2 separate regions of the Mus musculus genome follow, and region 1 is linked to region 2. The links are chromatin loops, found by intact Hi-C in ENCODE. Cell type or tissue: gastrocnemius. All regions are shown on one strand. Each heading gives the region's core, and the rest is flanking DNA. Links, peaks and the distances in the headings are about the cores only.

Region 1 (8,333 bases), core at 175-8,174, 410 kb after region 2:
GCAGAGGCAGAGGCAGAGGCAGAGGCAGAGGCAGAGGCAGAGGCAGAGGCAGAGGCAGAGGCAGAGGCAGAGGCAGAGGCAGAGGCAGAGGCAGAGGCAGAGGCAGAGGCAGAGGCAGAGGCAGAGGCAGAGGCAGAGGCAGAGGCAGAGGCAGAGGCAGAGGCAGAGGCAGAGGCAGAGGCAGAGGCAGAGGCAGAGGCAGAGGCAGAGGCAGAGGCAGAGGCAGAGGCAGAGGCAGAGGCAGAGGCAGAGGCAGAGGCAGAGGCAGAGGCAGAGGCAGAGGCAGAGGCAGAGGCAGAGGCAGAGGCAGAGGCAGAGGCAGAGGCAGAGGCAGAGGCAGAGGCAGAGGCAGAGGCAGAGGCAGAGGCAGAGGCAGAGGCAGAGGCAGAGGCAGAGGCAGAGGCAGAGGCAGAGGCAGAGGCAGAGGCAGAGGCAGAGGCAGAGGCAGAGGCAGAGGCAGAGGCAGAGGCAGAGGCAGAGGCAGAGGCAGAGGCAGAGGCAGAGGCAGAGGCAGAGGCAGAGGCAGAGGCAGAGGCAGAGGCAGAGGCAGAGGCAGAGGCAGAGGCAGAGGCAGAGGCAGAGGCAGAGGCAGAGGCAGAGGCAGAGGCAGAGGCAGAGGCAGAGGCAGAGGCAGAGGCAGAGGCAGAGGCAGAGGCAGAGGCAGAGGCAGAGGCAGAGGCAGAGGCAGAGGCAGAGGCAGAGGCAGAGGCAGAGGCAGAGGCAGAGGCAGAGGCAGAGGCAGAGGCAGAGGCAGAGGCAGAGGCAGAGGCAGAGGCAGAGGCAGAGGCAGAGGCAGAGGCAGAGGCAGAGGCAGAGGCAGAGGCAGAGGCAGAGGCAGAGGCAGAGGCAGAGGCAGAGGCAGAGGCAGAGGCAGAGGCAGAGGCAGAGGCAGAGGCAGAGGCAGAGGCAGAGGCAGAGGCAGAGGCAGAGGCAGAGGCAGAGGCAGAGGCAGAGGCAGAGGCAGAGGCAGAGGCAGAGGCAGAGGCAGAGGCAGAGGCAGAGGCAGAGGCAGAGGAGGCAGAGGCAGAGGCAGAGGCAGAGGCAGAGGCAGAGGCAGAGGCAGAGGCAGGAGGTTGAAGCTAGCCTATCTATAGAGTGGGTTTCAGGATAACCAAAGCTTAACAGAGAAACCATGTCTTGCAAAGAAAATGAACCAAATCAAATAAACCAAAAACCAAAAACCTTTAGGACATTGAAGAAGGAAACTGAAGAAGAGAGGAGACCAGAAGATTGAATGATCTACCATGCTGTGGATTGGTTGATTAGAATTGTGAAAATGCCATCTTACCAAAAGCAATCTACAAATCAATGAAATCCCCATAAATTCCTACATAATTTTTTGCAGAAATTGAAAATAAATTTTAAAAACCATCTTCAACTTTATATGGACACACAAGAAACCCAAGGTTGCTAAAAAACAAAACAAAACACATAAAAGTATCACCACTCCAGATTTCCAGATTTCTAATTATCATACAGAGCAATAGTAGAACAGCCTGGTATTAACATAAAAGCACACACATTAACCAATGGATTCAAATTGAATGCCCAGACATAAGTTCACATATCTTTGATTTTTTACAAAGAAGCCAATACATATTGCAGAAAAGACAGCATCCTTACCAAATGATGTTGTTCAAACTGAATAGCTGAATATAGAAGAACGAAAATAGATCCATATCTGTAAACTTACACAAAACTCAAATCCAAACAGATCTCAACCTAAGATTAGATACCTTGAATATTATATGAAGAAAGTAGAGAATAGGTTTGAACTCATTGACACAAGAAAGGATTTTCTGAGCAGGACACCACTAACACAGGCACTAAGACCAACAATTAATAAATGAGACTTCAAGGAGCTAAAAGACTTCTGTACAGCAAAGACACCATGATTTGAACAAAATAGCATCCTACAAAAGGAAAAAAAAAGATCTTATATCTGATAAAGAGATAGTATCTAAGGAGCAGGTGAAGAGACCCATAGCCAAACATTAGGTGGAGCTCAGGGAATCCTGCAGAAGAGGACTAGGAAGGATTGTAGGAGCCAAACAAGTCAAGGATACCACAAGAAAATTACCCACAGAATCAAAAACCAGGGCTCATAGGGACTCACAGAGACTGAACCGAGAATTGGAGAGCCTATATAGGTCTGACCTAGGTTCTCTGCATATATGCTATGGTTGTGTAGCTTGGTGTTCTTATGGGACTCCTAACAGTGGGAGCAGGAGCTGTCTCTGACTCTTTTACCTCCTCTTGGGACCCTTTCCTCCTACTGTGTTACCTTGTCTAACCTTGATAGAAAGGTATGTGCCTAATTATGCCATATTTGGTTGGCATCCTTGGGAGGCCTGCTCTTTCTGAAGGGAAACCAGAGGAATAGATCTGGAGTAGTAGGGAGGTGGTCGGAGGGATTGGGGGGAGAATAGGGAAGAACTACAGTTGAGATATAATATATAGGAGAAGAATTAAAAAAGAAAAACAGTATTTAGGATACATATATAACTAAAAAAATGATCATCAAGAAAGTAACCCAATTTTAAAATGGGCGCATAACTAAACAGAGAGTTCTTAAAGGATGAACATAAATGGCTGAGAAACACTTTAAAAACATTCAACATCCTTAGCCATCAGGGAAACACAAACTAAAACTATGTGAGATTTCATCTTACCCTAGACAGAATGACTAAAATCAATAAAGCAGACTACATCCCATGCTGATGAGGATGTTGAAAAGGAAAACATCTATACGCTTCTAGTAGGAGAGAAACTGGTACTGTCAGTACAAATCAGTGTCCAAGTTCCATAAAAAGCTTAAAGTCAATCTACCTCAAAATCTAGGTATACAGGCTGGAGAGATGGCTCAGTGGTTAAGAGCACCAACTGCTCTTCCGAAGGTCCTGAGTTCAAATCCCAGCAGCCACATGGTGGCTCACAACCATCCATAATGAGATCTGACGCCCTCTTCGGGTGCATCTGAAGACAGCTACAATGTACTTACAATAATAAATAAATCTTTTTAAAAAATTCCAGGTATACAATTCTTGGGCATATACCCAAAGGACTTTACATTTTACTTCAAAAATACTTGCTCATTCACGTTCATTTCTCTACTCATAATAACCAGAAATTAGACACAGCCTAAATGTCTATTAAGTGATGAATATATAGTAAAAACATGCTACAGTTACACAATGGAATATTATTCAGCTCTTAATAAATATTAAATTATGAAAATTGAAGGTATTGGCCTATTTAGGTGGAACTAGAAATCATTATCCTGAGTGAGGTAATCCAAACTCCAAATGACAAATATTGAATGCTTTCTCTTATAAGTGGATGCCAGCTTTTAATATTTTGACATGTATGCTTCAGTCCAAATAGCCAACTAGGATTAGTACCTAGTAAGGGACCAGAGAGGAAGAGGGAATCTTCCAAGGAAAGGGATATAGAACACGGTGTTACAAAGAGATAAGGAGAAAATCAGTATAGGAAGATTAGGTTGGGGAGGGGTCTTTGTATGGATTTTCATTTTTTGTTTTGTTATTTTGGGAGAAGAGAAAAAAACCTAAAGTCTGGAATTAACCAAAACCCAAGCATCTGGGCATTCCTGTGAGGGATTTTTCTTAATCATTTGAAGTGGGAAGACCCACCTTAAATCTGGATTTTTTTGAGGTGTGAAGTTCCATCTTAAATCTGGGCATATCCTCTGGTGGTAGCTTATATAGAGGACCTGGAAGAAGGATGCATTTGATCTTTGCCTGCTTGCCCTCACCTTTACTGGCAAGTTCATTCCTTCACTGGTATTAGAGCCTACTTCTTTGGGATTCCATTGTATAGTGAATACCAGCTGAGATATCCAACCTTAAGAAATGAACAACTATTGGACTATTGTACTTTGTGTTGGGAGGCGGCCACTGTTAAAAAAGTCAGACCACAGCCTGTAGCCAGTCTAATAAATCCTCTGTGTGTGTGTGTGTGTGTGTGTGTGTGTGTGTGTACATATATGTGTGTGCATACATGTACATGCATATATGTTAGATTTATACATATATAAATTAGATATGACCCCAAATGAAACCTCCATTGTCAGGAATGATACACACACACACACACACACACACACACATACACACACACACACTGAGCATCATAAGCTATTGCCAAGGTTATTGATTAATCTCCACAAGCTGATGGTCGGGCCCTACTACCTAAGAAAACGCCATTTACTTTGTCATTGGAGAGATCAAGCTGGTGCCTAGCTAGACGCTTCACCCCCACTGAGTAGCATTCCCGGCACTGACAGGTACACTGCAGGCTACTGGGAGAGAAAGACAATCATCAGAATCACGCTATACAAACTGAGACTGAAAACAGCGGCCTGTCAGTAAGATATACTAGGGTAATATTGGTATCAAAGTTTCAGAAGTAACCAGCTACTTTTAATTGGACTTCAGGTCCACTCCATGAGTTGGAACTCGTAACGGACACTGCTAAAGTGGGCAAGTGTTACGCACTCCAGTTGAGTCAGCTTGACAGGCTGTGAAGCCTAAAAGCCACTCATGAGGCAGAGAGTTTCAAGGAAGCTCACCTCCTGGAGTTTTGGCGTTTTCATACTCATACTCTATTTTCGCGTTAGTCTGATGTATGGATCTATGAGCTTTTTAAAAATTATTTTATTATAAATGTCCTTTAAGATTAAACTTTTGTTATAGTTAGTTTCCTCAGTGTTCTAAGATCCCATAAGCCTCCGAGCTTAGAATCCTGTGAGAAGGCAGTAAGGAAGTTAACCTATTCAGTAACTAAGCATTACAATAGACAGAGCCAGTGGCTCAACTGGTCTGCAGAAAGAGCCAGGGAATCTCACTGAGATAGAAATCTTCAGTAAGGCTACATTGCATATTAAAAGCAAGTTGGTATATTCTCCTGACAAATGGATATTCCCCAGATACTTGTAAGTTACACTCATATAAGAATTTAGCAAGGCCTAGGAAATTAGGAGGGTTGTGATATTGCATTATTCTTGAGGTCTGCCAAGAGCAGAACCCCCTGGTGCTAGCCTTCACAAGGTTCAAAGGTATAACACTAGAGTGTGAAATCCTTACCTGTCACTAAGCTGATCCTAGGCAGGACAGCTTTATCTTTACTGTAAACATTTACCTGGTTCCTGTAAATCCTTTTGAAGTCATTCCTTTGTTTTGTACCTGGTAACTTCAAACTAGTATTTTCTGTACTATAAAAAATTTGATGCTCGACCTGACAAATACATTCAGATTCTACACAACCTCTCCTGTGTGCATCTGTCTGTCATCTCATCCAACGCTTTGCCCACCTGCGACTAGAGACCCGTTCCATGCAGACACAGGGACCCAGAGGGTCTGTGGCAGCCAAGAACCTGATGCTGTACAGGTCATGGCTTAGAGAAAATCTGAGTTTTATTATTCTGCTAAAGGAGCATAGCATTAAAATTATTCCTCGTAGCCGGGCGGTGGTGGTACACACCTTTAATCCCAGCACTCAGGAGGCAGAAGCAGACAGATTTCTGAGTTCTGACCAGCCTGGTCTACAGAGTGAGTTCCAGAACAGCCAGGGCTATACAGAGAAACCCTGTCTGGAAAAACAAAACAAAACAAAAATTATTCCTTGTAACATATACCCATAGATCATTGTGTCACTCAGCCATCATTAGAGAAGTTACTTCTTGCAGTAGATGGGAGTTGGCACAGAGACTGATAACTACAGAGACTGATAACTAGAAATGTGCAGAAAGCAGGAGACTTAAAAGCATACAGCCCGAGCTGGGCGTGGTGGTGCACACCTTTAATCCCAGTACTCGGGAGGCAGAGGCAGGCAGATTTGTGAGTTCGAGGCCAGCCTGGTCTACAAAGTGAGCTCCAGGACAGGCAGGGTTATACAGAGAAACCCTGTCTCGAAAAACCAAAAAAAAAAAAAAAAAAAAAAAAAGCATACAGCCCTAAACAGATGTCTTTCTCACCCTCCTCCCTCAAGGCTCAGAAATTATCCTAGTCAGTATTCTATTGCTGTGAAGAGACACCATGACCATAGAAACTCCTATAAAGAAAAGCATTTAATTGAGGCTTGCTTACAGTTCAGCCCAATATCAGCATGGCAGGAAGCAGCAATGAGAAGTATGGTGGCATGTAGGCAGACATGGTACATGGTGCTGGAGAGATGCTGAGAGTTCTACATCTGGATCAGCAGGCAACATAAAAGAGAAAGACCCATTAGGTGTGGCTTGAGCTTCTGAAACCTCGAAGCCCACCCCTAGTGACACACTTCCTCCAACAAGGCTACACCCAATCCAACAAGGAGATACCCCTAACTCTTCCATTGTGTTCCCTGGGCTCAGTCCAATGGTTGGCTGTGAGTATCTGCATCTGTCTTAGTCAGGTGCTGGCCGAGCCTCTCAGATGAGAGCTATACCAGCCTCCTGTCTGCAAGTACTTCTTGGCATCAGCAATAACGTCAGGGTTTGGTGTCTGCAGATAGGATGGATTCCAAGGTATGTAGGGGGTGGGGAGTGTGTCTCTGGATGACCTCTCTTTTGGTGTCTGCTCCATTTTTGTCCCTGTGTTTCCTTTAGACAGGAACAATTCTGCGTTAAAGATTTTGAGATCCCTCAATTGGGGTCCATGTATGTCTACTGGAGGTATTCTCTTCAAGTTCTATCTCCATACTCTTGGGTATTTCAGCTAATGTCATCCCCATTGGGTCCTGGGAGCCCCTCAATCCCTGGCATCTGGACTTTCTAGCAGTTTCCTCCCCCCCTACTTATTTCTATTCATTCTCCTGGCCCTCCTGTCTCTTCCCATACTTGATCCTGTCCCCCTTTTCCCTCCCCTCCCCTCTCCCACCTTTGTCCCTCCCCCCACGGCCTCCCATGAGTATTTTTGTCCCCCAAGTGGGATTAAAGCATTCGTACTTTGGCCTTCCTTCTTGTTCAGTTTCATATGGCCTGTGAGTTTTATTGTGGGAGTTCTGAGCTTTGGGGCTAATATCCACTTATCAGTGAGTACATACTCTGTATATCCTTTTGGGTCTGGGTTACCTCACTCGGGATATTTTCTAGTTCCATCCATTTGCCTGCAAAATTTGTGAAGTCATTGTTTTTTAATAGCTGACTAGTATTCCATTGTGTACCATATTTTCTGTATCCATTCTTCCATTGAGGAACATCTGGGTTGTTTCCAGATTTTGGCTGCTATGAACATAGTGGAGCACGTGTCCTTGTTATATGTTGGAGCATCTTTTGGGTATATACCCAACAGTGGTATGGCTGGGTCTTCATTTAGAGAACTATTTTCATTTTTCTGAGGAGTAGCCAGATTGATTTCCAAAGTGGTTGTACCAACTTGCAATCCCACTAGCAATGGAGGAGTGTTTCTCTTTCTCCACATCCTTGCCAGCATCTGCTGTCACCTGAGTTTTTGATCATAGTCATCCTGTCTGGTATGAAGTGGAATCTCAGGGTCATTTTGATTTGCATTCCCCTAATGAATAAGGATCTTGAACTTTAGATGCTTCTCAGCCATTTAAGATTCTTCAATTGAGAATTCTTTGTTTAGCTCTACATCCCATTTTTTAATTGGGTAATTTGGTTTTCTGGAGTCTAACATCTTGAGATCTTTGTATATTTGGGGTATTAGCCCTCTATCTATAGAGCTTTTTCCAGTCTGTAGGTTGCCATTTTTTTCCTATTGACAGTGTCCTTTACCTTACAGAAGCTTTTCAGTTTCATGGGGCCCCATTTGTCATATCATCTACAAATAGTGATACCTTGAATTCTTCCTTTCTAGTTTGTATTCCTTTGATCTCCCTCTGTTGTCTAATTGCTCTAGCTAGAATTTCAAGTACTATATTGAATAAATAGGGAGAGAGTGGGCAGCCTTGTCTTGTCCCTGATTTTAGTAGGATTGTTTCAAGTTTCTTTCCATTTAATTTGATGTTGGCTACTGGTTTGCTGTATTCTGCTTTTATTATGATTAGGTATGATTACTCCCACAATAAAACTCACAGGCCATATGAAACTGAACAAGAAGGAAAGCATCTAAAGAGATGATTATATGATTTTTTTCTTTGAGGTTTTGTTTTTTGTTTTTTTGTTTTTTTTTTTTTTGGTATAGTGGATTTTGTTGATGGATTTCCATATATTGAGCCATTCCTGCATCCCTGGGATGAAGCCTACTTGATCATGGTGAATGATCATTTTCATATGTTCTTGGATTCAGTTTTCGAGAATTTTATTGAGTATTTTTGCATCAATATTCATAGGGGAAATTGGTCTGAAGCTCTTTTTCTTTGTTAGGGCTTTG
Region 2 (8,333 bases), core at 271-8,270:
GGTGGAAGGGTTTGAGCGGCTCGCCATAATTACCAGAACAACCATTTCTGCAGTTCACTATTCCTGTTACTGGAATTCATATTACATCTGTCTATTTGTCTCAAAAAACAAGCAAACAAACCCACAACTACAACAACACAATAGATGATAGATAGAAGAGCAGACAGACAGATTAAATAAGGGTCCAGTCCTAAGACATCTTACCTAGGCCAGAGGAGGAAGATACACTCTCGGTCAGAGAAGATGTTTCTATCTGATCCGGAGAGAGTCCCTCCATCAGAGGCAGAGAGAGCTCTGATGAGGGTACAGAAGAATCATATATGCCTGAGTCCCGTGGCATCTCTGAGGGACTGCCAGCTTTCACTGCGTGTAACAGGGGCTGCAAGGCAGGGGCACTATCACAGGAGGGCTGGGCCTCAGTGTCTTGGTCCAGGCCTACATGCTGACTCTCCAGGTATGAATAAGAGTCGGCTGGCCCAGCGGCCCCAAGTACACAAGCCTCGACTTTCCGACAGAAGTCACTCTCTGGCCCTGGTTTGCTTATGACATCATTTAAAACCAAGCCTGAGTCAAATTTCTCCAGGACTGGCTCCTGGTAACGCACAGGGGGATGTTGGAAGGGTATAAACTGCTTCTCAAACCAGTCAGGCTCCTCATCAATAAACTGGTGCATGTTGCAAATGGCAACATACAGGGAGCGGCCCGATTTGCTCCGGAAGTAGTTCCTTCTGCTGCTGTGGCCTGGGTGCTGACCCAGCACCTCCTGCTCTCCTGAGTGCAGATGGGCACAGAGCTCAGGAAGGTGGTCCATGAGCTTGTACTTGGTGCTCAGGTCCAGGCTGCAGGGTACATCCCCTTCACAGGAATAATCGAAGTAGACGGCGATGAACTTGCGCAGTGCGGCAGATGAGCTCTGCTTGGCCTGACGGAGCTTCTCAGCAATGGCTGCCACGGCCACCAGGAAGAACTCGCCTTGCGCCTCGCCGCGGCTGCCTCCTTTGTGTCTGAAGTTCTTCTTATCTACAAAGTACTTCATGCCTTTGGAGCACACGACAATGATGAACTGGGACTCGTGGATCTTCTGAATGGCCCATTCTCTCTGCCCCTCTCTGCAGAGGCTGAAATCTTCCCACAAGTCCAGAGCCACCTGGAAAGAGCACAGGTCACTTCAGTATTCATTTACGCCAGCACTCTATGGTCAACAACTGCATCCACACACCAGACTTCCTGAAATTGCTTGTCACCCATGGCATCATTTTGATAACACAGGGGGCCATTAGCACTGTGGCCCTACAAGTGAGGAGACAGAAGCCAGGATTTTCAGCAGCTTGTCTAAGACACCTTGAAGATGTCTGATGGTATGATGGGAAGGAACTGTGATTGGTCCATGTGATAAGTGAGACTGCCGGATACAAGGAGCAGAAAGATCCTGGATACAAGTCTAAGTGGCTGAGGAGAGAAAGTGGATCGTGACCCCATAGTGCACTGGGATATGGAGCTTAGGCCTGGCCAGAGCCATCTACAGTGACGGGTGACTCACATGCAGAACGTGACTGAGAAAGAGGACCTCTTTGGCTGTGTTCAGAGACCCAGGGTTAGCCCGCTGTTCTGCTGCTATAGTATAGCTTTCCTGGTTAACCCTGTCTGGGCTGCACCTCTCTCTTGGTTCCATGAGATCTACAATGTCATAACTCTACAAGGCCTGTGAACCAAGGGGTTTGGGGATAAGAGGGTTGGAAAGAATAGTGGGATCCCTGATACAGCAAAGAAATCCAAGTATGTCTGATGCCCTCAAAGGATTTTTACCCTTTCAAACTGCTTTCATCTGATACTGTAAGTAGTAACTGTACGAGTACTGCTTCTCCTGCAGGATACTGTAAGTAGCATTCCGTGGCAGCTGTATTGGTACCATTTCTCCTGTAGTTAAAAAAATAACCCCTAAGAGCTAAACACAGATTATACAGCGGAGAGCTACTCTGGAAGGATTAAATTCTTCTTTTCTAAAAAAGTACCCAAGAGAAGAAAGCTCCAATGCTTATCTATCTGCTGAAAAGAATACTGACTCGGGGCTGGTGAGATGGCTCATGGGTTAAGAGAGCCAACTGCTCTTCCAAAGGTCCTGAGTTCAAATCCCAGCAACCACATGATGGCTCACAACCATCTGTAATGAAATCTGATGCCATCTTCTGGAGTGTCTGAAGACAGCTACAGTGTACTTACATATAATAAATAAATAAATAAATATTTTCTTTAAAAAAAAAAAAGGAATACTGACTGACTCATCTCATACTTTAATGCATCCTAACATTATTGTTGGGGATTGGTTCTAATGCTTTGATTTAATGGGAAATCTATGTGTCCAAATGCTAAAGGTCCTTGTCTCCAATTGTTTTTTAATAGATCAATAAAGATGCCAGCGGCCAATGGCTGGGTAAAGGGAAATGGAGTGGGACCCTCAGATTTGTGTGGGCTAGGGTGAGGGCGAGGGAGAAAGAGGAGAATCGCCAGGATTCAGAGGGAGATGGATCAGACTTAGAGCTGCAGAAGGAAAATCATCTGGAATGTAGGTGAGAAGGAATGCGGCCCACAGAAGGGCTGCCCAGAAGCACCCTGGGCAGCAAATACTAGGGGGCCACCCAGAAAGAAAAGGGCAGCAAAAATAGATCATAGATTTAAAGGACATTGACTCAGGAGTACTGGAGGGAAATCTATGATAATCAGGCAGAGGACTAGAACTGCCTAGCCTTTGAGCTAGCAAAGTTAACTAGTGTGTGTGTGTGTATGTGTGTGTGTGTGTGTGTGTGTGTATCTTTCATTCTTGGATCAAAGAGTTCCTGGAAGCATGCGACCCACCGGGGGGCACAGAGCAGTGTAGGTAAAAACTCCACACTATCCATTCATTATGTACATTCAAGCTAACTGGTAGCTTAAAATATGTGGCCCCTAGGATTCTATACCACACAAAAATAGTGTGTCTACTAATCTTTTGACCTGTGTAGTTTGTTAAATCATATGTGGAATGTTTTACAAATCTGTAAAAACAAAACAAAACAAACAAACAAAAAAATCCCCTGTACTAGCTGATTTCATCTTAATAAATAAAACATAAGCACTTTTAAGAATATTCCAATCTGGGCTGGTGAGATGGCTCAGTGGGTAAGAGCACCCGACTGCTCTTCCGAAGGTTCAGAGTTCAAATCCCAGCAACCACATGGTAGCTCACAACCATCTGTAACAAAATCTGACTCCCTCTTCTGGATTGTCTGAAGACAGCTACAGTGTACTTACATATAATAAATAAATGAATCTTTAAAAAAAAAAGAATATTCCAATCTTTGACTGAGCAATTCCATTGTGAGGCGTTTATCCTTGAGAAATCATCAGAAATGATAAACAGAGACGCTTTACAAGCTGGGCTAACGCAGCTACAGCAAGTCACTATTATAGATGATGTAGCTATTTAAAGCAAAAACTATGTGCAGTCTAAAAGAACAGGGCAGGGATCTACCACCTCTGCCTGTGCTGTCCGGACAGCTGCAGTCTGCAGGGGTTTGCAGCAGCCATTCAGCTGCTGAACTCAACGCTTTCCCAGCAGGAGGCAATCCCACCAGCCTTTAAATACAGCTTATTAACACCAGAGGGCAGTCTCACCCAAGGAATGGGCCAAATGGACTAAAAAACATCACATGATAACTTGCAATTGTGGCAAACAGGGCATGCCTTCACAACAGCTTAAGAGCCCGCTGTAAAGACTAAGTGTCATTGTTTATGGAAAAGCTACATAATAGCTAACTCAAGAAGACCTAAGAAAGCTGGGCACAGGGGCCCACTCCTTTAATCCCAGCACTTAGGAGGCAGAGGCAGTGGATCTCTATGAGGCCAGCCTGGTCTACAAATTGAATTCTAGGATATCCAGAGCTACAGAGTAAGGAAAAAAAGAAGGAGGAGGAGGAAGAAGAAGAGTAGGAAGAGAGGAAGGAGGAGGAAGAGGAGGAAAGGGGGAAGCTGAGAAAGCAGCGTAGACATCCAAACATTCTGTAAACTCTGGCGCTCTCTCCTACTTCCTGGTTCTCTCTAGCTAAGGCCTTCTCACTGGTTTCTATGACTTCCTACCAATCGACCTCAGACCTCTGTTACACACTCCTCCCAGTGCCCAAGATCTCTTCCAGGGGCAGTCCTAGCCTCTATTCCCAATCCCAGCCAACCTCCCTCAGGGAACTGCCTAGACTCCTAAAAGCTGTCTTCATTGTGTCCTCTCCCTGACGTCCCACTGAGACAGTCTCACACTCTGGTCACGTGTTCCATGACAGGGCACTCACAGAACATCCTATCGCGTGGGAGGCGCTCAAAGCTTTCAAGTATAAGTGTGTCATGCGAAGCCTTTGCTGCTGGTAAGAGACAAGACAAATTCAAGACAGACTCTGGTTTGGAAAGTAAGATTCTAGGTAAGTAGGTTCCCAGGACAGCAATGGAGAGATGACACGGAAGAGAAAGACGGCGTACACATCCTGCCCAGGGTAAGAGAACAAACAGATTCCGTACCTCACAGCCACAGAAATCTTGCAGGAAATAGGCGAAACACTGGACCACGTTCATGTGATTCTGGCCATCTTTATTGGAGTAGCAGAGGAAGACCTTGGGCTGAGGCCGGAGCCTGTCTCTGGGGAGAGCCGCAGCGTATGTGGACGACTCCGGGCTTTCTTCATCTAAATGTGAATATATATTTTCTAAATTGGGAAAGAACATAAGGTTGACACCTATAAACAAAGCTTTGTCTTTTCCGTATGACCCAGGGCTCAGTGTCTCACGGCTGAAATCCTAGCACTTGGGACAGGGGACACAGAAAGGTCAGAAGGTCACGGTCATCAGCAACTACTTGGCAAGATGGAGGCCAGCCTGAGCTACGTGAGATCCAAGTCTCAAAAGTAAATTTACCAAAAGGAGCAGCTGACATCTCCACCTGGGAGTCTCGGGTCTGTGACTCCAGCCTCAAGCTGCATGCACGGTTTCTGTAGTACTGTACCAGAAAGTGAAAACACTGTATTAACCTGAAACTGCCCCTGGACATGCCAAGAAACAAACGCAGCATCCGCCCCTATGGCCGCCAGTGAAGTGAAGGGCCCAGAGCTGGCTCTGGCAGCCAGATAAGCTGAGGGAGGGAGAAAAACTTTTTAAAGTATAATTTACAAAGGTAAAGAAAACCAAACCAACAACAAAAATGGCTTTTCACCTATTTATCTATCTATCTATTTATTATTTCTGGACAAAGGGTCTCACTGTATTACTCAGACTAGCCTCCAGTTCCTGAATTGGATCCTCCTGCCTCAGCCTCCCACCAACTGGGATAGCAAGCTCAGCCGAAAGCACACAAATCTTAAGTTAACATCTTCATTACTTTTATCCTTGGAGTCATCTGGGTAACTCCATCCAGATCTACAGTTTTCTAGGTGAAAGACAGAACTTCTCAATGATGGCCACTCGCCAAACGACTGTTCTCATTTTTCAGACTCCCTGAGTTTGAAAACTGGATTATACCTGGACATTGCCAGGTCCTAGAGATTAACAGCCAAACATTTAAATTCTGGGAACTTCAGTAGGCAAGGAACTAGCAAGGAGGTGTGAGGGGGTCCCAGGCCCCTCCTGAGGAAAGCAGGACTCCCCAGGCCCTGTCTTTGTCGGTACCCACCCTTGGCCTGCTGCAAACTAGAGGATGGAGAACAGTGGGCACAGCATAGACAGATACCTTGTTGCTTCTTTCTGCACATCACAGTGAACAGGGTTGCGAACGCAGATATGACAACCAGAGGCACAGTGATGGCCACAGCTCTGATGGGTCCAGCCCAGGGAGACTGCACTGGGAGATTTCAAAGAGAAAGTCTTTTAACTCAAGCAGCAGAATAGGTTCAGAAAAGGGGGGGAAGCCCCCCTCATTTTTTTAAAACAAAAGCTGACTAACAGGTCCCAGGGTCCCCAACTACCTTACTCTATCTCTGCTGCCTAGATTATAAAAGGATTCAACAATTCCTTTGTAAAGTGTTGTCGAAAATAATCTAATAGCTCTGAATATGCTAATCGCTCTGAATATGCTAACCACTCCAAATATGCTAATAGCTCCAAATATGCTAATAGCTCCAAATATGCTACAAACCCTGTGAAGGAAAGGCCCCTCCCCCTACTTGTCTTGTAAGGATAATTGCCTAGTATCCGTGGCAGATGCAATGCCAGCTTTGACCTTCCAGGCATCAACAACATAAAAGGAAGCGTCCTTGATGAACAATTGTTTAAGGGAGAAGAGGTGAGCGACTGGTGTTTTGTAAACCATGAATTAAGGAGCACAGAAAATTCTACAAGCCTGCTCTCAAGAATGTGCCATCAAATCCAAGCCAAAGAGCTTTACCTGACTTCACCACATACTGAGCAGCTTTCCTGGTGGTGTTGCTGTCATCCACCAGCTATAAAACAGAGAGAGCTGTGTTACTGTTTGGTAAGTGCTAGCACATCTCTACATTGTATCTGTCTATACATTTTATCTAAGAGGGAAGTAAAACAATACATTTTATCTACTACTGGTGATTTCATTTATCTTTCCCTCCCCAGGCAGCTGGTGTGGGATCCAGTAAGGGAGGATAATGGTGATAGCTTAACAATGTAAATCAACTTTTTTTTAAAAAAAAAAGAAGGGGGGAGGGGTCGGGGCTGGAGAGATAGCTCATCAGTTAGGAACACTGGCTGTTCTTCCAGAGGTCCTGAGTTCAATTCCCAGCAACCACATGGTGGCTCACAACCATCTGTAATGGGATCTGATATGCTCTTCTGGTGTGTCTGAAGACAGCTATGCATAGTCACATACATAAATAAATTCTTTTAAAAAACAATGGGGCTGAGGAGATGGCTTCGTGGATTATTGTGGAAGCTTGAAGACCTGAGTTCAAATTCCCAGGGTCTGAATAAAAGCAAAGACCATAGTGTAAACATCTGTAATCCCAGGAGGTAGAGGCAAGACATGTTAGCCTTTCAAACTTATCCTTAGTTCTATAGAAGTTTGGATTTGAGACTAGCCTGGACTACACTGGACTCAGTCTTGAAACCAATAAACAAAACACTCAGAACTCCATGTGAGCTGCTTTCTGTGGAAGTAACAAGAGGGCAGTCTATAGTTGCACATACCTCAATGATATAGTCCCCTGGAGAAACGTTTTGGAGGAGGCAGCTGGTTGTCTCTGTATTCTGGTCCTACAAAAAGCAAAGAGCAACTCAAATGCCCACGTAGTAGAAGAGGTGGCGGCCTCTTCATCCCAAAGCTGAAGGAGACCTGCCACTGGTTTAAGCTCACTTCCGGATGTGATGGGATCAGAGGACAGCAGTGTTCACCTGTCACACGTTCCTTGGCCTTCACTGAATAAAAAGGCTCAGGACTCTTGCCATAGCTTGTGCCTAGTTGGGAGTGCCTCATCTTTGTCACTTGAAAATAAATTAACTAGAATACCCTTTGCTGAATAGAACGGTGAGAGGAGGGGTGCAGAGGGCTCAGTGATTAAGAGTTGGGAAGCAAACTTTTTGTCTATCTATCCATCCATCCACCCACCCACCCACCCACCTACCTAAGAAAGAGCAGGGCCTGTCATGGTGGCACACACCTTTAATCCTACCACTCAGGAAGCAGAGGTAAGCCTGAGTTCAAGGACAGCCTGACTTCATCATGGGTCCTGTACTGCCTTGTGAGTCTCAAGCCAATCAAGGCTACCTAGTAGTGAGACACCCATCTTACAAGAAATACATGTGGAACTTTCATGTAGAACTTTGGCAGACCATAGTTACACAATAAAAATCAATGCAAATCCGTTTCAAGCAAGGAGAGAAGAGCTGGGGCTCGTCTGCACTCATCTGTCATATCTAACTTGAGCAGATGCTCCCAGAAGTGCAGCGGTAAAGCTGCAGGACCACAGAAGAACTAGGCTACGACTGGACCCAGCACACACAGGACAGGTAGAGAGTGCACAGCGTCAAGCATCCACAAAGCCTTTCCCATTGTTCTGGCCATACTCTGTTCATGATGCTCATTTTCAGGTTTCTATTTAACCCTGGTCTTTTGTTTATTAAAAAATGCATGCATGCATCCATCCATCCATCACATACATACAAACAAAATTAAAAATCCAGGGCCATTGATTTGCTAGTGACTTGGCTAGAGGTTTTTTTTCTCCTTCCTAGTTACGTGACCTCCCCGAGCCCTAGGTTCTCCACCTCTAAAGGAGGAATGGAAGCAAGCTCTTTGATGAGCAGTCAGGATCTGAAGAGCAGAAAGTTCAGGGATTTCCTGACACACAGCACCT

Evidence for each region. Peaks named below come from ENCODE experiments on the same cell type or tissue, not always from the same donor. Only the 100,000 strongest peaks of a DNase experiment are listed, where the experiment ranks them.
Region 1: a loop joins it to region 2, with 2.3 times the contacts of the local background. A loop is called at or near these places in 6 of 42 quality-filtered maps.

The regions. Positions count from the first base shown.
Region 1 is chr14:26,680,091-26,688,423 of GRCm38, reverse strand. No RefSeq gene overlaps it. Among named protein-coding and RNA genes, the nearest start is that of Dnah12, 7.3 kb to the left of the region's middle. In gastrocnemius, for the core only: no CTCF peak of the experiment used is centred there; no DNase peak of the experiment used is centred there.
Region 2 is chr14:27,092,297-27,100,629 of GRCm38, reverse strand. Il17rd (interleukin 17 receptor D) reads right to left here. Exons shown (of 13, transcript NM_134437.3): 8 at 7,168-7,233; 9 at 6,398-6,452; 10 at 5,744-5,854; 11 at 4,543-4,727; 12 at 205-1,147. Among named protein-coding and RNA genes, the nearest start is that of Il17rd, 57 kb to the right of the region's middle. In gastrocnemius, for the core only: a CTCF peak has its summit at 3,628 (motif pointing right); a DNase peak (open chromatin) is centred at 3,620; H3K27ac peaks cover 816 bases.